Regions from separate parts of the Homo sapiens genome. Here region 1 is linked to region 2. The links are chromatin loops, found by intact Hi-C in ENCODE. Cell type or tissue: endothelial cell of umbilical vein. All regions are shown on one strand. Each heading gives the region's core, and the rest is flanking DNA. Links, peaks and the distances in the headings are about the cores only.

Region 1 (11,214 bases), core at 1,161-9,160, 140 kb after region 2:
CAATTCCCAGAGTTGCATTGCTCAGCACAATCTCAGCTTTTAAAAAACAAAGACTAAGAGAAGACCCTTCTCTAGGGAGAAGAGTTTATTTCTGATTCCCCAGGAATTAGCCTTATTTGGCACTATTTTATAACTCGAGAGACAGAAAAAAAAAGTCTTTTTTTGAGTTTTGATAAATCTTAATCACCATAAATTCCACCACCCCTTCCTGCCCCAAACAGGGAGTTTTAAACCCCAAATTCATTTCTCCAATCTCTAAATGCCATAACATTTCATTCCACTTGGGACTTTTCCACATTCTGCCTCTATTTCTGTGGGGCCTTTTTGTTTTATTTTTTTCAAGATTTCCTTTATTATCGCTCAGCAATGACACCTCTCTCAATATAACAGCTATGTCTTATTCATCTTTGCTTTTCCATAGCACCTACCTACTTGGCACCAATGAGTTCTCAACAGTTTTTTTCTATGGCAGACAAATTTGGTGAATTTGGAAAGTCATCTCATATTTTACATGTGCTTTTACAAGCCTTGTAGTGGCCATTGTTGGTTTATGCATAGCTGTAATAATGTTAGCATTACAACCAACTCTCTGATAAAAATACCAGTTAGATATTTTAGAAAAACAAAATGATGTAAGGTTGTCACATCCCAAAATCTAATTGTACTATTTCATGAGGAGATGAATAAAACTAAATAGAATAATTTTCTTTATAATTTATCATAGAGAAAATTGATGTAACAAATTTATATACTCCCTAATATCTAAAAGCCACAAACATAGCACTGGGTGGAACAAATACAAAAAGGAAAGGTCTCCATTAAAACAGAGTGCTTAGAAAATTAACAGTTTAAGCAATATCTATGCATGAGTGGTAGCACTATGAATTATTGTAAATGGCTATGGCAATAGACATTAAGAATAAAAATGCAGGGATCACATGTCTTTAGTGAAAAAGAAAAAAAAGGAATAACATACTCATTCATTTTGATCCAATTCTTTCTCTCAGGTGAATTAATATTAAGAAAATAATTCAAGGCCAGGAATGGTGCCTCACACCCATAAGCCCAGAACTTTGAGAGGCCAACACAGGAGGATCACTTGAGCCCAGGAGTTTGAGACCATCCTGGGCAAGACAGTGAGACCCCGGTGCTATAAATAATTAAATAATAAATAAATAAATAAGTAAATAAATAAAATAGATAAGGCAATTCTTTACTAATATAGATAGGATTTTAAAATATTTATATAAAAATTAAATTAAAAATTATGTACTTTTTAGGCTTTCAGTGTTTTAAGATCTATATTATAGCTCAGGCAGCTGCTATACCAAACTGGGCTTCAGTCTTATCACTAGAATGTGTAACAGTAAAAATGAAGGCATATTTCATTACTAGTTTAAAAATACAAATAAATATGATTGCAAATAGGTAAAATATGAATACATATAAACAAAAGCCAATATCTTTTAGATTTTGTGCTGAGGTGACTGTATTCAGGAAGCTTGTTAAAATAAGATTAAAAAACAGTTTTCTAAACCATTTTCATAATTTAAAATATAACAAATAAACTGGAAATGACGTAAGGAAGATGCGTGAATAAGAGCTAAGGCTTGTTTGGTAAAATAATAAAGTTTTGCTTTTACGATGTTCATTTTTCTTCCTCCTCTGATCTGAATTGAAGCTTCATGGCTCTATTTTCTAACAGCTAAGAGAAGATCAAACATATTCTTGAAAAGTGGAAACTGTTATCCTCTGAAGGAAAGAAGATCATGATCACGTGCATAAGAGCAGATACCTTCCTTCAGGGATTGTAAAAACAGTTCTAAGGTCTAGAGATTCATTAGCGTAATTTTCTGTAACTTTTGAATTTTATTAGAGAATAGGAAGTATTCCACTAGCTTAGCAACACTCAGATGCTCTAAACTGGAGGATATCCATGTTAATCACTTCTGGAAACCAAAGAAGTAATTTCATCTTTTTAAGAAAAGTAATATTTTCTAAAGAGCCTAGCATCTGGCTGGGCATGGTGGCTCACGTCTGTAATCCCAGAACTTTGGGAGGCTGAGGTGGGTGGATCACGAGGTCAAAAAATCGAGACCATCCTGGCATGGCGGCATGCACCTGTAGTCCCAGTTACTCGGGAGGCTGAGGCAGGAGAATCTCTTGAACTTGTGAGGCGGAGGATACAGTGAGCTGAGATTGTGCCACTCCACTCCAGCCTGGCAACAGAGCAATACTCTTGTCTCCAAAAAAAAAAGAGCCTAGCGTCAATGGTAATATTGTGAGCATATATAATATATAAATGAGTATTGAGACTAATGCAGTTTGTGATTTTGTGCCAAAATAACTCTACATCCTATGTTGATGGTTTTATTAGAAGGCTGATAGTATAGGGGCTGAATGTATCTTGGTTCCAGAGAAGCATTTTATAAAGTCTCCCTGACAGCCATGTATAGAATTATGACATAGGAACTACATGGTAGGACCGCTGGACACAATCACCAATGATGGAGGAGCTCCATCCAGCCAGGGTTGATTAATGACTTCTTGTCAACTTGGTGGGAGGTCTGCAGCAATGTGACATGGGAGCACTCCTGGGACCTGTCCTGTTTTTCCTTTTTATAATCAGTTCCTTGGGTTGAAAGTGTGCTTATCACATTTTCAGCTGACACTAAGTGGGGGAGAGATTGCTAATAGCATAGGTGACAGAACCAAAACACAGTATCAACAGGTAGGAACAATGGACTAAGAGCTAGAAAACAGAATTCAATAAGGAGAAATGATAGTCTTTTGGGGCTAATAGTAAAATCAGTAAGTTTAATACTGGAGACGTCAGATTTGGTTAGGAAGCAGGGAAGAGGGATTTGATTTTTTCACCTATTTTTAGGCTATATGTATCTTCGGAATAATGAAGACATTTAAATAGAAAATCACTGTTTATGTCATGAGATCTGCAGTCCAGCCTTTCTTTGCCTTCCTTTGCATTAGAGTCATCTGGAGGACTGTGTCTATGTGAGAGTCTCATGTTTCAAGAGGTTCATAAAAACACTAGAGAGAAATCAGAAAGATAAACAAAAGAGTGAAAGAAGAGAAAACCAACACGTCCTAGATACTTATTCTGTGCCTGGCACTATCCTGCACTGGGAACTTCATATTTGTTCTCATAAGTCCTATGGCAAGGATACTGTATTCCTCAATTTGTAGATTCAAATAGATAGAGACTCAGAATTTAAGGAACTTGCTCAAAGATTAATGGCTAGCAAAGAGCCAAAGTGAGGTTTGAGTCTAGAACCGTGGTTGCTTAAGCCCAGACTCTACTTTCTCTTTTAGAGAAACCACCCAAATTTAGCATTGCATTCATATCTTTCAAACATTATCACATTATTCTACAGAAGAGGTAACACGTACCTATGTGGCTCTCCAGATACGAGAACCAAGGTCTTTGGTGCAATTTCTTAGGGCAACCAATTTATGCTTCATTTAAGGAAGAGGTTATAATGAGTGGAATTATTCAGCAGTGCAAAGATTTGTTCACATATATCTTGAATTTTCTTTTATTAGAGCTGTTTAAACAGAGATAGAAGATCATCTGTCATAGATATGTGGAAAAGATTCTTTACTCTCTCTTACTGACAGAGAGATCGAACTCAAAGACCTGCACCATCCCTTATAACACTAATGATGTTGAGTCTGTAATCCAAGGCCACAAGAAACTCAACTGTATTCAGAAAGAACGAGTTTGCCAACTTCTCTTCTTTAGTACTGTTAAGCTTCTGCTGTTCAATCCCATGTAGCATTCCAGGTTGCTGGAATTTGGTTTGCAGCTTCATAACTTGGTAACCTGTGACTACAGCTCAGTTACCTGAACCCTCTAGCATGAGTTTTCACGTGTCCACAATGGGGATGATAATAATGTCTTCAAATATTGTGCAAACATTAAATGAAACATTGATTTAAAAATACTAAGCATAATCCCAAGACCATAGCAAAATTACAGTAACTGTTAATTATTGATAGTAATAGTGTTAGGACTATAGTTATGATAAACAGAGTGACTACAGAAGTTTGCTGGGGGTTTACGTTTTCATTTTCTTTGTCTTCTCTCTCTCTCACTCTCTTTTTTTAATGCTTCAAGGATTTCAGGCTATTTAATGAGGCAGTTTGGACCTTGAGTGGACCAGGATTTCTGGGGTGCTGCCTTTCCTGTGACTCTCCTGCACAACTGACCTTAGAATCGAGACAGCGCTGGAAGAGCCCCCATGGTTCTGAGGAGAGAAGGAACACAAGCATGGAAATCCACTTAGTTTCACTTAGTTCAGCAAACAAATCAAGAACCATGAACCCCTTCTTTTTGTCTTCTTGCCATTTTTATTCTTATATGTCTTGTTAATCTTTGATATTTACACATGAGGCATGTTCCTTTTCACATATCATTCAAATAGTTTGGAAGTGTGTAAAATATAAAATAGGAGTCCTTCATCACCCCATATACTCAGTCCCCTCCTCAAGATGCACCTTCACAAATCCTCAATACCCTAAAGGACAGTGTGGTTGAGAATTTGATATGTATCCTTGCAGATGTATTTTTTTCTTCTGTCCAACCACAAAGAGTACCCACTTCACTGTTTCACTTATAGCCCCAACAATCATGTGAAGGGTTACCACTTTCCTTATGATGAATATAAAGATCATAAAGGTAGAGTGAGTGGCATACTGCCGTTATAGGCTGTATGTAGCAGTCAGGGTTGAAACTCTGACCTTGCTGTCTAAATCAGTGGATTCTTACCTCAACACCAGGCTGCCTTGGGGTTGTGAAAACTAGCCTTCTGAATGATGACATTAAAAAATCATTAAAAAAGAATATATGAAATCAAAATTGAATTCATTAATATTGGCCACTGAAGCTTCCACATTTAAGAGAAAACTAATCTTATAAAACTCTGTGAAAAAATATATAATCAAACCTTTTACTATCCAAAAATGTGTCATAATTATTTTCTTTAAAATGGAAGACAAAGCAATAACACTGCTAAATTTTTAAGAGCCAATTTAGACATTTTGGTATCTTATGTTTGGAATGAAGAATGATTTGATACATTCTCAGCTTCTAGCTAGTTTAGTCTTTTCCTACCACCAACTCGTGGGAGGAGTTCAATACACTGCAATTCAGAGGGAAGAAAATGTTTGTCTTTCTTCAAAATACTTCCTTTTTTAGGAGTTGTTTATTTAATAATCAGAATAAGACATTTTTTGCAGGCTTGGCAAGTGGCTACCAGTTTCGAGTTCATTCTGATTTGATTAATTGGACCACAGAGAAGACACGGGAGTAGAACTGACTAGATGTTTCCATTTTTTCGAAACTAAACATTTGGGTGCTGCTGCATTTTTTGCCTGTGTACACGAGACCACAGTGTTGTTATATGCTCTTAAATCCACTGTTGAATTTAGAACATTTCATGTTTTATTTTGTGACGCCTTTCCTTCCTGATGAGTAACCATTTGATTTTAAATTCAGAGCTCACTGTACATGAAATGTGCAGACCTAGGGTGACATGTCTATGACAAGTCCTCAGTGTGGCTAACAGGCTCTCCCATCTGTCACAGGATGACATGTGGTCAGGTTATACAGACTGGAGTTTCCCAGGCAACCGAGTCATGCCCTATGGGGATTCCTTGGGAAGTTGAAAAAAGAAGTTGGAGATGAGAGGTCTGGAGCCACCACGTCTCCTAGCCATTGTTTGCTTTCTTTTGTCTTTTCTCCTGCATTCCCCATGGTCATTCTCACCAGAGTCTCCAATGTGGGGAATACAATCCATTTCTGGTGCTCCAGAACGTTCTTGGGGGCACACAGAATTTTTAAAAACTGTAATAGTTTGACACTTTAGACTGTTCTTATAGTCACATTAGATAAAATCATTTTAAAGTTTGTAAAGTGAATCATAAATATAAGTAATGTAAGTTACATAAATAGAAGTAAATAGTTCAGGTGGTATTTGGCAAAACAAACAAAACTGAGGTCAGCACACAAGCCATTGGACTCGGTTTCCAAAATCTCTGCTATTCTAGTTTTTTTCTTTTCTGAAAATTCCCATTGTTTTTCTTATTTCTTAACAACAACAATAGTAATGATACCTAAAATTGAAAGCTTCTTAAGCTGATAAGCAACTTCAGCAAAGTCTCAGGATTCAAAATCAATGTGCAGAAATCACAAGCATTACTATACAGCAACAACAGACAAGCAGAGAGCCAAATCATGAATGAACTCCCATTCACAATTGCAACAAAGAGAACCAAATACCTAGGAATACAGCTAACAAGGGAGGTGAAGGACCTCTTCAAAGAGAACTGGAAACCACTGCTCAAGGAAATCAGAGAGGACACAAACAGACAGAAAAAGAATCCATGCTCATGGATAGGAAGAATCAATATCATGAAAATGGCCATACTGCCCAAAGCAATGTATAGATTCAATGCTATTCCTATTTTCTTTCAAATTCACAAAATGTGTATATATCTAATTATATGATCTTCTGTTACTATTTTTTTTTAACAAGGAGGAAGAGTTATTTGTTGGCTAGAGGGAGAGACTTATAAAATTGCCCCCCAGTTCATGTTAAGAGAGCTTAGTCTGGAGTCATATAAGCCTTTTTGTTAATCTCAGTTTCATCATTCCCTAATCTACTGGCCTTGGGTTAGCGGCCTTGGATTATCTGATCTTTTTGTACCTCAGTTTCTTTCTCCACAAAATGAGGAGAGCAACAGTACCTTCCCTGTAGAATTACTGTAAGGATTAAATGGCTACTGCATAAAAAAGGCTTAGCATGGTTCCCAGCACACAATGTAAGCACCCGATAAATTCTAGTTATTGTATGTTCTTCTCATTATCATCATGTTTCTAAGATGCTACTAGTCACACAATACATTCTTTTTCACAGTGGTTAACATGTGAAGAGAAGCATATTTCAGAATGATGGTGCATGATATCTCTATACTGAGATTTTGGAGCCATTATAAATACTGTCAGATTGCATTATTCATTAGTATTATCCTTTTTAATTTATGAGATTCCAGGCAATATCCTTGGTTCCGTGACTTCCTCCAAAGTAGAGCCAACTCATGCCTGTTGACTGGGAACACGTTGGCATTAATCTTCAAGTCATTGTTTAAGAGATGACATTTATGACATGCCACTCCCATGTTCTCAGAGGGTCAAGCAAAGAGAAAGTGAAATTCCTTGAATCAATCCTAAGAAAATATTTATTTCTATCCAAAGATGCAATAGTGTCATCAATTGTTCTTTATGTTTGTTTTCTAGTAACAACCCTGGTTTTTAAAATTGTTACATTTCAGCCATTAAATGGATAGGCACTCAATAAAATACAATGACAATAGCTCTCAGGTCACTCTCATTACTATTTCTTTTTTAATCCATGCAGATGTCTGATGCTAATTAAAATGTTAGTATAAAGAGAAGGCTGGTTAGGCTGATGGACCCAAGTGTTTGCAATGAGAGGTCCCTCTTACTTTTGCTGGGTTCACATAAACCAGAATGTATGAGTTCAAGGTTACTTCCAACCTCCTAGAAACACCTCATTTGTCCAGTCATGTTGGTGTCTCTTATAACTTTTGATATTTTTTGCCTTTTTAACTGTGTCGTAAAAGTGCATAGGGAGATGATAGCTCTAAGAGATGAGGTCTCTCAAACTAATATGGACTTTTAAAAATTGTAAGTGTAGGCAGGGTGAAAAAGTTCAGTGGAGAAATTGCAAAATCCATCCTGAGATGTGTAACACAGGGTAATACAGGGTTGCTTTTACTTCCCTAGAGAAAAGGAACACAACACAGATTGTCTAATCTGTCTTAAAAAAAAATCATGCCTTAATATTTCCCATTTCTTTGATGAGATAGAGGCTTAAAATTCATGCTCCAGGTTACTCCATGAAATGCATAACTCACACGTACGCCGTCTACTCCGCCCTGACTCCATTACTCTTAATACAAATGGGATTTCAGAAAAAATAATTATATGAGAAAGGAGATAGTTACCATTTATTCAACCAATGATTTATTCATTCATGACTCCCATAAATAACATTAAGAGCCAGCCTTGTGCCATCCACAGAGTAATAATTGCTAAGTTCACTGAGCATTTGCTAAGTGTCAAATATTACATTATTTAATCCGCATAGTACATACATGAGATATGAACCACCTTCTTTCCATTTTACAGACAGGGAACTGAGGCTTGGAGGAATAAGAAACTTGTTGAGATGGCAGAGCCAGACCTTGAATCCAATACAGTCTCTTTCACTCTTATTTTTTCATCCTTTTCCCTCCTTCTCTTCTTTCTTCTTCATGTTATTATAAAAAAATTTTATTGCACTTCTGCTACACGAGTCACAGGTACTGGAGTCCCTCCAGGCTGATCCTGAGACCTGTTGTCTTCTCACTTCAGACTTTCTTTGTAAGCTTCAACCCTGAGACTTAGCTGTGTGAGTCATGCCACATTTTGATATCTTCAGCCCAAACCTTTTCTCTGAGATCCTATTCTAATCTTACATCTTTAAATCTCAAGGGCCGCTAAAACTCAACATTTTAAAAACTTAACTCTGTGTGTCTCACCACCCACCCTGTCCGAAACCTGACGCTTTTCAGAGATGTTACCTCATTGAATAGTTTCCCCATTCCTCCAGGCATGCAAGCCAGAAATGAGACCCATCCTTGTCACCTTTGTCACTCTCACCTGGGACCTGTGATAGACTCTTCCCAAGACCTTGTAATTCCTTCGATGTCTTGAATCTCCCCCTCCACTATGCTGGTCTCCCCTATCTCATCTCTGGCCTGAACAACTGCAATGCCCTCCCAACAGTCCTCTTCCAATCCATTCTCCATGCATCAACCAGAATGGGATTTTTCCAAATGCCATTTGCTCCCATTGCCCCTCCCCCATCTTCAAACTCTCTAATGGTGGCCAGGCATGGTGGCTCACACCTGTAATCCCAGCACTTTGGGAGGCTGAGGCAGGCGGATCATGAGGTCAGGAGTTCGAGACCAGCCTGACTAACGTGGTGAAACCCCGTCTCTACTAAAAATACAAAAATTAGCTGGGCGTGGTGGTGCACACCTGTAATCCCAGCTACTCAGGAGGCTGAGGCAAGAGAATTGCTTGAACCCAGGAGGGGGAGGTTGCAGTGAGCCAATATCACACCACTGTACTCCAGCCTGGGCGGCAGAGTGAGACTGTCTAAAAAAAAACAAAAACAAAAACAAAAAAAAACTTCAATGGTTGCCTATTGATCTTACAATAAAGATCAACATTTTTAACATGACTCCAAGTATCTTTTAATCATCCTGTCTCATAATTCTATGCCCTTTGATTCCTCTACTCTGGCCACCCTGATCTTGTCAGTTGAGTGAGACATTTTCACCCAGATGCAAGGTCTTGGCATGTGCTGTTCCCTTTGCCTGAAAAAGCCACCTCCATTCCAAATTTTACCAATGTAATTTCTATGCTTCCTTTATATCTCAACTTAAGTATAATTTCCAAACTTAAGTTTTCCTTAATCTTGCATACCGGATCAGGTCTTTTGGTATTGTTATTTAAGAAACTTTATTTTAGGCTGGGCACGGTGGCTCATGCTTGTAATCCCAGCACTTTGGGAGGCCAAGGCAGGTGGATCACTTGAGGTTAGGTATTCAAGACCAGCCTGGCCAACATGGTGAAACCTCATCTCCACTAAAAATACAAAAATTAGCTGTGCAAGATGGCGCATGCCTGTAATCCCAGCTACTCAGGAGGCTGAGGCATGAAAATCGCTTGAACCTAGGAGGCAGAAGTTGCAGTGAGCCAAGATCGTGCCACTGCATTCTAACTTGGGCAACAGAGTGAGCCTCTGTCTTAAAAAAGGAAAAAATAAATAAATAAACCTTATTTTATTCAAAGCAGCTTAAATAATTAGTACTTATGTACTTATTTGTGTGTTTATTTAATATCAGTTCTCTTGACTAAGAGGTAAGCTCATGAGAACAAGAACCATGTCTGTTTTTATTTACCATTACATCCTCCAATGCCTAACGTAGATCCTAGTACATAGTAGTATTTCAATAAGTATTTAGGCAAATACATTGTGATAAAGCATGTGTCTTAGTCTGTTTGTGTTGCTATAAAGGAATACCCAAGGCTGGGTACTTTATAACAGGGGTCCCTAACCCCTGGGCCATGGATCAGTACCTGTCTGTGATCTGTTAGGAACTGGGCCGCACAGCAGGAGGTGAGCAGTGGGTGAGTGAAGCTTCATCTGTATTTATAGTTGCTCCCCATCGCTCTCATTACCACCTGAGCTCTGCCTCCTGTCAGATAAGCAGCGGTATTAGATTCTCATAGGAACACAAACTATGTTGTGATCTGTGCATGTAAGGGAAATAGGTTGTACACTCCTTAAGAGAATCTAATGCCTGATTGGTCACTGTCTCCTATCATCCCCAGATGGAACAGTCTAGTTGCAGGAAAAGAAGTTCAGGGCTCCCATTCATCCTACATTATGGCGAACTATATAATTATTTCATTATATGTTACAATGTAATCGTAATAGAAATAAAGTGTACAACAAATGTAATGCACTTGAATCATCCCAAAACCCTCATCCTGCCCCTAATCTGTAGAAAAATTGTCTTTCATGAAACTGGTCCCTAGTGTCAAAAAGGTTGGGAACTGCTGCTTTATAAGGAAAAGAAGTTCATTTGGCTCATGATTCCGCAGGCTGTACAAACAGCATGGCACCAGCATCTGCTTCTGGTGAGAGCCTCAGCCTGTTTCCACTCATGGTGGAAGGGGAAGGGGGACTGGTATGTGCAGAGATCTCATGAAGAGAGAGGGGACAAAGATGAGTGAGGGGATAGTCTTTCTAATAATCAGCTCTTGCAGGAACTAAGAAAGTAAGAATTCACTCATTAGCATGAGAAGGGCACCAAGACATTCACGAGGGATCCACCCCCATGACCAACACACCTCCCAATAAGCCCCGATCAATTTTCAACATGAGATTTGGGGGATAAATATCCAAACTATAGCAGCATGACAGGATTATTCTATAACTAAGCAAACTTTTGTGTTCTACTTACTTGTGAACAACAACAAGCACCACCTTTGTCTCTAGAGCAGGGATTCTCAAACTTTAGTGGTGATCAGAACCTCCTGCTGAACTTGTTAAAACA
Region 2 (11,214 bases), core at 963-8,962:
CATTTCCTTCTCAGAGTCCTCAAATAGCTGCTTTGTGTGTTGTGTCCATGTTTTATTGCTCTATTCAATGGGAGAGGCAGAATCGAGTGTGTTTCTTCATGTTACCTGGAAACAGAAATCCTTAGTTATTGATTTAGGTGAGACACAAAACCTTCTGCTATTTGTGCTGATTCTGTAACCCAAATAGCTGCCTTGTTTTATTCGTGGGGAGCCACTGGAGTTCTAATCCTGGTGCTGGAGTGAGTTGGTCAAGTTAGTTAATGTCTCTGAGGCGTTGTGTACATTGTGAATACTGTAGTATTACCTGCCCAACTTGTCCCCTTCCCATGATTATTGTGATGATAAAAAAAGATGTTGGATGTGACAATACTTTGAAAAGTATAAAGTGGGCTGGGTGGAGTGGCTTACACCTGTAATCCCAGCACTTTGGGAGGCCGAGGTGGGCCTATCATTTGAGGCCAGGAGTTTGTGACCAGCCTGGTCAGCATGGTGAAACCCCATCTCTACTAAAAATACAAAAATGTGTTGGGTGTGGTAACAGGTGCCTGTAATCCCAGGTACTCAGGAGGCTGAGGCAGGAGAATCGCTTCAACCTGGGAGGCAGATGTTGCAGTGAGATGAGATCAAGCCACTGCACTCCAACCTGGGCAACAGAATGAGATTCATCTCAAAAAAAAAAAAGTATAAAGTGGTATATAGAAAATAAATTATCTCCTGCGACCTGCAGAAAGTGATTGATAGGTGTATTCCTGGAATAGGGATGGAGGATCGAGCAGCTGTCTGTCTGTGTTGGGCTGGGAGCACCTCTAGGACTCCCTCATCCCCCGTGTACTCTGTACACAGGCCACCATCCTTCCTCCCTGAACCTCTCTTCTCTCTCAGGTTTCTGGGCACTGTAAGAAGCATTGTTGCTAATTAAAGACTAACAGACCAGAAATCAGGGGATGAAACTCATGATTCTGTCACTGATAATCTCTTCACTTTTCCTCACGGTGTTCCAGTTTCCTCATCTTTAAAATAAAAAGAATCAAAAGTCAACGATTTTCAAGCTCTGTTTTATGGAGTCTTTGTCAACCAGCACTCCCTTAGTAGCGGTGAATGCTTGGGGTGGGGGTCAGGTTGGAGATGGGAGGGCTGAGATGACAGTTTGATTTTCATCTGCTTTCGAGACAGGGTCTTGCTCTGTCAGCCTGATCATGGCTCACTGCAGCTTCAACCTCCCAGGGCTAAATCAGTCCTTCTACCTCAGCCTCCCGAGTAGCTAGGACAACAGGCATGTGCTACCATACCCAGCTAATTTTTGTATTTTTTTGTAGAGATGGGGTTTTGCCATGTCACCCAGGCTGGTCTTGAACTCCTGGACTCAAATGATCCTCCTGTGTCAGCCTCCCAGAGTGCTGCGATTACAGGTGTGAGCCACCATGCCCTACTGAAACATCAGTTCTTCAAGTCTCCAACCCATCTCGTACTGGAGCAGTTCTGCTATTCTCAGGTTTCTCACAGATTTTTCACTTGACAAAAAGGTCCTGTGGCTAAAATATGTTTCAGAACTCTGAGTAGTCCTCAAAGGTAACTATCTCGGGATCCCATACTTTTCCAAGACATCAATTCCCATCCTGTCTTTCTGGTTGTTTCTTTCTCTTTAACACCAACTTCTTTGTCTCCTGTCTTTATGTGTGGACATTCCTTAAGTCTTGGTCCCAGGATTGCAATCTTCTTTGCATAACACCTCTCCCTTGGTGAGCTCATCTAATGTTATAGCTTCAGCTGTCCAACAGGGGACTCCCAGTGTCCAATCTCTTTCCTGAGCTTCAGCCAAATATTTTTAACCATCCTCTAAGTCCCTCCATCTAGTAATATATCAATAGATTCAATTCAGCATGTCTTAAACCAGACTCATATATCATCTGGTCTCTGCCATTCCTAAATTAATACTTTTCTTTAACTTCTCTTTTTCTCAGTGGTCATATCATAAGTTCTTCCAACAACTGAGTTTACAATTTTAGGGTGGTTTTTTATGATGCATTGCCTCTTTGACAATATCCATATAACCTCAAAAGTCTGTTAATCATGCTTCTTCAGTATCCCTCTGAAAGAATTTTTATTTCTGCTGATGTCATTGAGTTCATATTTTATTCTCCTGTATTCTCCTCTTATTCCAAATGTGCAAGATGGCTCCCTAAAGTGATCTTCCTGTCCCCACCGTTCTTTCCCCTGATCACATCATGCTCGGACCAATATCTGAAAGCAAGAATCTTTGTAAGTCATTACGTTGTTAAATGACATCTCTATTGGGTGTAGAATAAAGCCCTGAAGATTCAGACTGCAGCCAGTGTCTTTGCCTTCTTTTACCTTACCTCACCTGCCTCCAATAAATGTATTTCCTCTACACAGATTAGTCCTCTAATTATTTCGCAGACACACCAGGAGTCTTTATTTTCCATTCTTCTTTATGATGATTTTATGAGGCTTACTGCATTCCTCAAAGACAAATTTTCATCCACTCCCTTATGGCATTATCCTGACATCCCAGTCATGGAGATTTTACCTTTTCTTTCAAAGCATTTACTTTGACATAACTTATGTAAACTTATGTTTAGTATCTTTGTGCATGTCTTGCCTCCCAGCCACACTGTAACTTTATCAAAATCAGGAAATGAGTCTTTAATATTCTTGTACCACATCAGAAGGCTTGGGAAACAGGAAATGCTTGGGAATTGAGGAATTGAATCTGTAATATTCTTGTGCCACACCAGAATGCTTGGAAATGCATCAAATTTGTAGAGATAAAATGATTCATAATCTCTTTCATAAGAGCAATTACCATGAATTATCCTAAGTATACTTGTTTACTTTTCTTTCTCTGTGGTTTCACCCATATTGGCCAGAATATGCTTCATGAATTAAACAGGAAGTATTGAACATAAAGTTTTATAAACCAATCCAAAAATTTGATAGCAAGGAACTATTGCAACTTGGGGTAAAATCTTTATAGGCTTCCTTTTTATCTATTTCTTAACAGCACACGTTTTGTGTATTGAAAATCCTGTCTCAGTTACATCCATATAATTATATTCATTAATGGATTAATGCAATGTTGATTGACTGTTTCTTTCAGATTCGTCTTAAATGGTAAGCAAAACTCTTAAGAGACTGGGATTCCTAATGGCATAACTAGCTTCTCAAAGTTTCAGTATATATCATTGGATCTCAAAAGTACTCTTTGATTGACATTATGAAAATATTTACAATAAAAAAATGAAAAATAACTATAATAAGAAAAAGTAGGGGAGTAACTAAGTAATGTCTGGCATATCCACATCACATAACACGGTATTTTTAAATCTTAGCTAAAATTTGTTAAATCATACTGAGTTTTTAATGACACAGATGCATGCCAGCTTTTTGCTGTTGTGCAACTTTTCCATCATTACAGATTGTTGCACTTGACAATGCTGATCTTGGAAATTATTTGAAAGAAATCTGAAAACAATTCCTTTTTCTCAAAAGTATGCCACTGTGTCTTCCCCATTTATATGTGACATCAGTAAGCAAAATGGCAAATTGCATTACACCCTTGTTCAGCACTCTCAAGCTTGGATTATATAGTGACACTGCTACTTCTTTCATTGCTCTGCTATTTCTGTAACAGTTATCACTGACAAAGAATGTTATTTACTTCAGAAGTTACTTCCTATCTTTGATAAATATCAATTGTTTTTCTCAAGGATATCAGTTATGGAGATAACCATAGCCAATAAAAACCACTGCTCTGTATGAAATGCTCACTGTATGCTAGAAAATACGTGGCTGGTATCAAGTGCACATGCGGTGTCACAAAAATAACAGTTTCAACTTTTGCATAGAATGAGTAATGGCAATTCTCCTCCCAACACACTGTACTCTACCTAGACTCTTTAGTGGTGTGCAATTCATCAGGACTTTTGAGGCACATGGCAGAAGGCAGCATTTCATTTTGATTGCTGGATGTAGTTTCCAATGAAAATTAAAGATTAATGATGTGAGTATGTAAAAGTCAATAAGAAGAAAAGGCCAGGACTCTAAAACATTTGTAAACAGTGTAAAGCTTTGTACCAATCAAATGGCTGCAGACAGGGAAAGCTAATACCGACGCAATAAAAACCGAGCGCTAACCTTTCATTGTGTCTGGTGCTGAGCTTCTAGCATTTGATGAATGGCTACCTTGTGCCAGTGGGTCATTTGGGAGTGTCTGGGTCTTTCATGTGGTTGAGACAGCTGTGGGCAATCTGTGGATATGGATCACCCTGCTGAGAGACGCAGCTACGTGTGAAGGCAACACTGCACTTAGGAGGAGTCAAAAAATAGATTAATATCAAGTACCAATTTACAACGTGGATGAAATCTTTGTGGGATTTTCAACTCAACAGAAATTGTCTCATTGGCTTTTGATGTCTCCTTGAAATGAGATCATTTTGTCTCCAAGCTGGTATTTACATGTGGGTAATTAGGTTTCCTATTCATCACTTCCATCATCCTCATAAGTTGTATGAGATAGGTGTTGCTTTTGCTGCCTCATCTTCTTACAAAGGCTCAAAGAAGCTCAGTAACTTGTCTAAAGTGGCAGAGCTAATAAATTGCTGAGCTGGGACCTGAACCCAGGTCTGTCTGATTCCATAGCTTGAGCTGTCATGCAATGGAAGGTGAACTGTAGCATTTGGTGAATGTAAAACTTCCTGTTTGCTTATATTAAAGGCTATTGCTATTTTTTTTTTAATTAGGGGAGACTGGGTGGGGGGAAGGGTAGAGTGTGTCTCAATTCCGAAATTCAAAAAGGGCCACATAGGAATCTCTATTCCTCTTGCCCTTTTGGCATAATATCCCCAGTTGTAGCAGGAACCAGTAGAATGGGTTTCCCTTCATTGTTTTTGAGAAGGAAATGCCTGTTGAACTTTGACAACAATGTTAACGATTGCCAGAGACCCTCAATTTATTATTCATCTCTCAGGAATCCTATGGAAATTTCCTTTGAATACTCTTTCCTCATCAATATTAATAATCGCATGATGTCGTGCATGCTTTGTGTTCGTCAAAATGCCATTGTGCATGTGACCTCATTCCATCTTTAATATTTTATTGGAAGCTTTCTACATGTTAAGCACTGTGTTAGATGCAGGAGATATCAAAAGATGTATAGCACAACTTCTTCCTCAAGAGTTGAGTCTGAACTCTAACCTGATGTCATGAAGTAGACCAGATACCTTCCCCATTTTATACACTATTATTTTCCACAGCATAACCTTCTGTCCTCACCTTCTACAAGTTCCTTGTCATATTTTTTACTCTATCAGTGTTATTTTTTTCAGGTTGGTTTGTTTGTTTATTTGTTTTTAAACAGATAGTCTTGCTCTGTTGCCCAGGCTATTGTGCAGGGGTGCAATCATAGCCTACTGCGGCCTCCAACTCCTGGGCTCAAGCAATCCTCCTGAGTAGCTGGGACTACAGGTGCATGCCATCACGCTCAGGTAATTTTAAAACTATCTTTTGTAGAAATGCTGTATTGTCCCAGCTGGTCTGAAACTCCTGGCCTCAAGTGATCTTCCAATATTCTTATATTTACTCCTCCTTAAATATTAATGAGCAACTAAACATTCTCACATTCATCTCCAAGGTTTTTCTCATGCTTCATCTCTTCTTGACCTACTTTTCTGTATGTCCATATTGGACCCATCCATAAACCAAGGTAGAGTCTCCTCTCCTCCTTGACAGCTATTCAGGAATCAGGCAACCTCTCCCCTCTTTCAATTTTCACTTCAGTTATTGTCACCATCTTACATTTGATACTTGGAATATAGTGTACTTTGATATAAACACATTTTTCTTCTGTATGTAATTGGTCTCATGGCCTATCTATAAATACAGAAAGATCATCGATAGGTATTCTAAATAAATAAAAGTACTGTGCAATATGCATGATATTTGCTAAAAAGAATACTAGGAATAATGTGGAGCTTGTAAATTGGAGATCGCTGCCAGATTTAATACCAAAATATGTATTGTTGAGCTAGTAAAATACTGGCATACATAGTTTTTCAAAAGTTTTAATTGATTGTCAGTATCTAAGTACTGGAAGATCTGACATAGCATTCTAAATTTCTGGCTTCATTTGAAAACTCAGAGGCAATGTTTGGCCTACTTTTTGCATGGTAACTGTAAGCTGAGGCCAAGAAGCAACTGCCATTGCCTCCTCAATGTTTGGGTGGATGAGAGTCAGTTTCCCATTTATCACCATTCTCATTCTAATTATTTCTCACAACAGTGTTAAAAGGAAAGTGAAGGCTGGGCATGGTGGCTCACACCTGTAGTCCCAGCACTTTGGGAGGCTGAGGTGAGCAGGTCACTTGAGGCCAGGAGTTCAAGACCAGCCTGGCCAACATGGTGAAACCCTATCTCTACTAAAAATAAAAACTAGCCAGGCATGGGGGTGCATGCCTGTAATCCCAGCTACTCAGGAGGCTGAGGCAGAAGTTTCACTTGAACCCAGGAGACGGAGGTTGCAGTGAGCTGAAATCGCACCACTGCACTCCAGCTTGGGTGACAGAGTGAGACCTGTCTCCAAAAAAAAAAAAAAAAAAAAAAAAAGGAAAGAAAAGATAAGAAAGTGATGTATTTCCTGTTACCTATGGCTTTGTCTCAGGGAACAAAAAGTTAGCATGAAAGGGCTGGTTTTCAAGAAAAATGAGAGGAAGCATTATTATTGTTTGGGGACTGAAGTGGAAAATAGAACTGTGAGTTAATAGTTTGTTTAATAAGAAAACAAAACAAAACATAAGTGGCTATGATGGGATAAACCTGGCCCATTGTAATTTTTGTCATCCTAGCCCTTGCAGACATTTGTGTTTGCTTTTGACCCTTGGATCAGGGAAAGGTCAAGGACCTAAAGGTGGGCTGGGCCGAAGTCCTGGCTCTGGCCTTCACTAGTGTTTGACCTGGGTGGGTTAGGGCTAACCACACTTTTCCTCTCTCTAAAATGGGAATAATGATATCTGCTACATGGTGATAAATTGAGCTTAAAATGAGATGCATAACAGGGGACTTTTGTCTGTTTTTGGTAACCCTAGTGCCTGCAACAGTGCCACAGTGCCGTGTGCATGCTTGGGGCTTAATAGACATATATTGAATAGACAATAACATCTGTAAAGCACAATGAACTTTGCTCATAGGAGGCCATTAGCGAATTTGAGCATGTTGTTAAGGAGCTAATCATACTTGTTAAGTGTAGAGACTATTTGGTCTTTTTTTTTCCCAGCACCTAGGCCGCCGTAGAGCCGGTCATTAATATTTATTTGCAGAATGAATAATGTCTGATTGTCCGTCATTTGGTAATCTTTCTTAAAGAGAGTGGCACTGGGGACATCTGGCTGCTATTTTGGTGTGGGTTTTTTTACCTCCTTGAGATACAAGGATTGTCTTGTTGTTCCATGTGGCGTAGGCCTAATATTTTTCTTTCTTTTTACGGTTTGGTATATGGCTAGCGGAGGGTGGTATCTTCTTAAGAAAGTTTATTTCACTTTCTGAAGGTGTTTTTCATTTTCCCAGCTGCCCTTCACTTCCCCCTACATGCCGTTTGCACAACTTCCCAGCTGGCAGATGTGAAGTGGATAACCTTGTAGCAGTCACCAGCATCTTTAACAATGAAGGGTCACAGGGAGCAGGTTAACACTCAGCGTTGTGGGGTTTATTATTACATCCAAGCTCCAGTATGGTTTTACCAGAGAGCCAGTCTTTTTTTTTTTTTTTTTTTTTTGAGACGGAGTGTCTCTCTTGTTGCCCAGGCTGGAGTGCAGTGGTGCAATCTCAGCTCACTGCAACTTCCACCTCCTGGGTTCAAGCAATTTTCCTGCCTCAGCCTTGTGAGTAGCTGGGGTTATAGGTGCCTGCCACCATACCTGGCTAATTTTTGTACTTTTAGTAGAGACACGGTTTCTCCATGTTGGCCAGGCTGGTCTTGAACTTCACAGGTGATCAGCCTGCCTCGGCCTCCCAAAATGCTGGGATTACAGGTGTGAGCCCCTGTGCCCGGCCACCAGAGAGCCAGTCTTGGGCGGTGCAGCCAGGCCGGCCATTATTTTGCAATCTTGGCTATTCTCTGGTGTCTTTTCCTACTCGACATTAAGGAGTGGTTTTTCAAATAAAGGTTTCATTGACAAGTTTGTAAAAAGGAAAACAAAAATGAGTTAAAAGTCTGCCTCAGCGTCGCATGCTTAGGACAAAGCCCATATTGACTTACGTAACTTTTAGAGGCTTTGTAGTTAGCTTTCCAGCTCTCTCACGTTCATTTCGTGCTTTGACTTTGATCTTCAGAGCTTGGGGCTCAGTGGAGGTTAGCGAAATGGGGCATATTGGGTGCCATGCATTGTGTTGGAAACTTTCACAAATGCTGACTTGTTTATTCATAGAAGTTGCCAGCATCATAATGGCCCATGACAACTTATGCAAAACAACTTTGGGTTCTCCTCTGCACCACGGTTGCAATTCAGTTTCATTGTCTCCCCGGGAAATACACTCCAGACTCTTGGGGATTGTATGATAGGCTCATTGGAATAATTGATTTCTTAAAGATGAGTAGTTATTCTATTGTTTTTATATATCATCCTCAAAGTATGTGGTAATTGTGGTGGCGTTTGTACAGTTTGTATGGTCAGGAATGTTTGTGAGGCATTAATTGAATATTTCTTATGAATATTGACTGTGCAAGGTCTCCTGAAGGCAAAGAAAAACAGTAATGTGAACGCATAGTAGGTAGTCAATGAATGTTTATTAGCTAAGACATTCTTTTTTTAATTGATTGATACATACTTTTAAATAATGTGTTTTCTTTACTGTAACACTAATGTATGTTGCTTGTGAATCACCTGGCATATATAAAATATGTGTTTATTAAATAAACAACGATTCATTGGATACTTACTGTGTTCCAGGCTGTGTTCTGGGCATCAGGGATACAACCATGAACAACAGACAGAGTCTGTTGTGGAGTTGTGGGGTTGACATTCTTATGGCGGTGAAACACAGAATAATTCTGAGTTGTACATCTATGCCTTTTTTTTCTCCTGTTCTTTGCTTAAGTGCCATAAAACAAAACAAAACTAAGAGTTGAGGTAGAGACAACAAGGTAGCCGCATACCCTTCAAGTAACTACTGTGAATATCTTTGCACATTTTCATTTGGTGATTTGCCTATGAATTGTGTGCAAGTGAATATATGCGAACATCTGGGTTCCATTTGGTTTCATTTTATTTCAATTAATGACCCATGTTAGGTTGTCGAACAAGGTGGACGTGTGAACGCCAGCTTGTGTTTTCATGCTTTTCTAGATGAGAGGAGGCAAGGTTTCCAGCGAGGTACCTTTTCCCCTCTTGATTTACCCTCTTCCTCAAGCCCCCTATCCCAGAAAGAAACCTGGCCTGGGCCCAGTGCACCTGGGACAGGCAACCTGGGGCACGCTAAGCCCTGACTCCACAAACATGCTCTCCCCACTCCGTCTTGATCTCCGGATTGTGGTCCTGCCATGGCTGTTTTCAGCTGAAATAGCATGAAAAATGAGTTTTTGTGGTGTTTTTAATATAAATAGTAGAGATGCCACAGGAATTCAAATTCTCAAGGGATGTGCTTTCTTACAGGACTTAATACGTTCTGGGAAGACCATTGAGTTCTGCCTCCCCACCGGCTCTGCCCCATCAAAGAAGGAAGGGCTGGCAGTGTCCAAGGGCAGGGAATGTCTGCTAGGTTGACGGCTCCAGCTGGTGCTGCCAGCCCAAAGCTCGCTGGGCCACGCAAGCCGAGAGAGTGAGCTCTAGGGTAGCAGTCTGCAGACTTTTTCTGTAAAGGGCCAGATTGTAAATACTTCAGGTTTTGCAAACCTTGTGGTCTCTGTTGTAACTACTCAACTCTGCTGTTGTAGCATGGAAGGAGCAATAGACAATGTGCAAATGAGTATGTCTGTGCTCCAGTAAAACTGTATTTACATAAAGAGGTGACACGTCAGATTTGACCCACATGCCATAGTGTGCAGACTCCTGCCCCAGAAACTGAATCAAAGGGCCCCTGGGATCCTACCTGGGCTCTACCACTTACCTTCTGGAGTTGTAGGTGGGTAGTTTCAGCTTCTTCCTCTGTTAAATGCGTTTCTTAAGAGCACATACCTGCTGGTTCTCATGAGTCTTAGTGAGATAATATAAGAAGGCCTCCAGATACAATCTCCTCTGTGTTGAGTACCTGGACAAGGGTTAGAGTACCTGTCCCATCTGTCTTCCCAGACAGCTTTGACCTCTGGAAAAATTTCTCCCTCCAGTCTGAAAAGGTATTTACCCCCCAAAATTTTGACTAATTCTCCTCTTCCAGGATGTAGCTCTTCTCATGCCCGTGTGTAAATCTTGTTAAGCCTAAAGGCCAATCCATCCCATAAATTTTTCCTGGTTGCAGGTCATATTTCACTCACTTCTGCACCCTTCCCCAACACTTTAACTGCACTTTTGGAATGGTACTCATCCCTTGTTTAATACCACTTCGTTTATTCATTCATCCATCCATCCATCAAACACACAGGTCATTGACTATGCATTCTCCATCCTGCTATCAGTGTGTGTCTTAACTAGCACTTTTATGAGACCACAGGCCTTTTGAGGTCAGGGATCCTGTTTTATTTCTCCTGGTACATCAGAGCCTAGCACTGGGATGAGCATAATCTATATGCTCGGTAAAGCTTTTTGTGATGAATGGGAGGGGGATGAATACTCTATCTCAACCTCCCTGTCCTCAGTGTTCTTGGCATAGAGACTTGCATACAGTAGGCATCAAAAACACACATGTTGATTGAGTGTTGCCTTCATACCATTTTACTCAGCCTGTAATGCTGTTTCTTTACTTGAGGGACTTGGTTGCCAAATATCTTGACCTTTTGCCTTTTCCCTGGTGAAAGGGCAGGACTTGTGAATGAGAGGGGGCTCTAAGCCCTGGAACGGCAAGAGTCTGAAAGCACGCGGGTTAGAGGGAGAGAGGTGAGCGTAGGGCATGGGTGGTGGGGAGGGGGTTGTGAGTTCCAGCTCGTCCTTAACACCCATCTGGGTGGCCTCTGAAACCAGACAGGGTAATTATCCCTCCGGCCCCTGTGCTCTAAATTATTTACATTTCCCAGGCAAGACACTGAAAGGGGAAGCATAGAAGGACCCTGCC

What was found. A loop is a pair of places that touch in the nucleus more often than their neighbours do. Peaks named below come from ENCODE experiments on the same cell type or tissue, not always from the same donor. Only the 100,000 strongest peaks of a DNase experiment are listed, where the experiment ranks them.
Region 1: it touches region 2 in a loop (6-fold over the local background); 2 of 110 quality-filtered maps call a loop at or near these places.

The regions. Positions count from the first base shown.
Region 1 is chr16:77,451,561-77,462,774 of GRCh38, reverse strand. No RefSeq gene overlaps it. Among named protein-coding and RNA genes, the nearest start is that of ADAMTS18, 22 kb to the right of the region's middle. In endothelial cell of umbilical vein, for the core only: no CTCF peak of the experiment used is centred there; a DNase peak (open chromatin) is centred at 5,544; H3K27ac peaks cover 2,020 bases.
Region 2 is chr16:77,587,976-77,599,189 of GRCh38, reverse strand. It overlaps LINC02131 (long intergenic non-protein coding RNA 2131), which reads right to left and starts at 8,305. Exons shown (of 3, transcript NR_184319.1): 1 at 8,270-8,305; 2 at 1-105. In endothelial cell of umbilical vein, for the core only: a CTCF peak has its summit at 1,792; DNase peaks (open chromatin) are centred at 2,729, 3,759, 4,979 and 7,639; H3K27ac peaks cover 6,520 bases.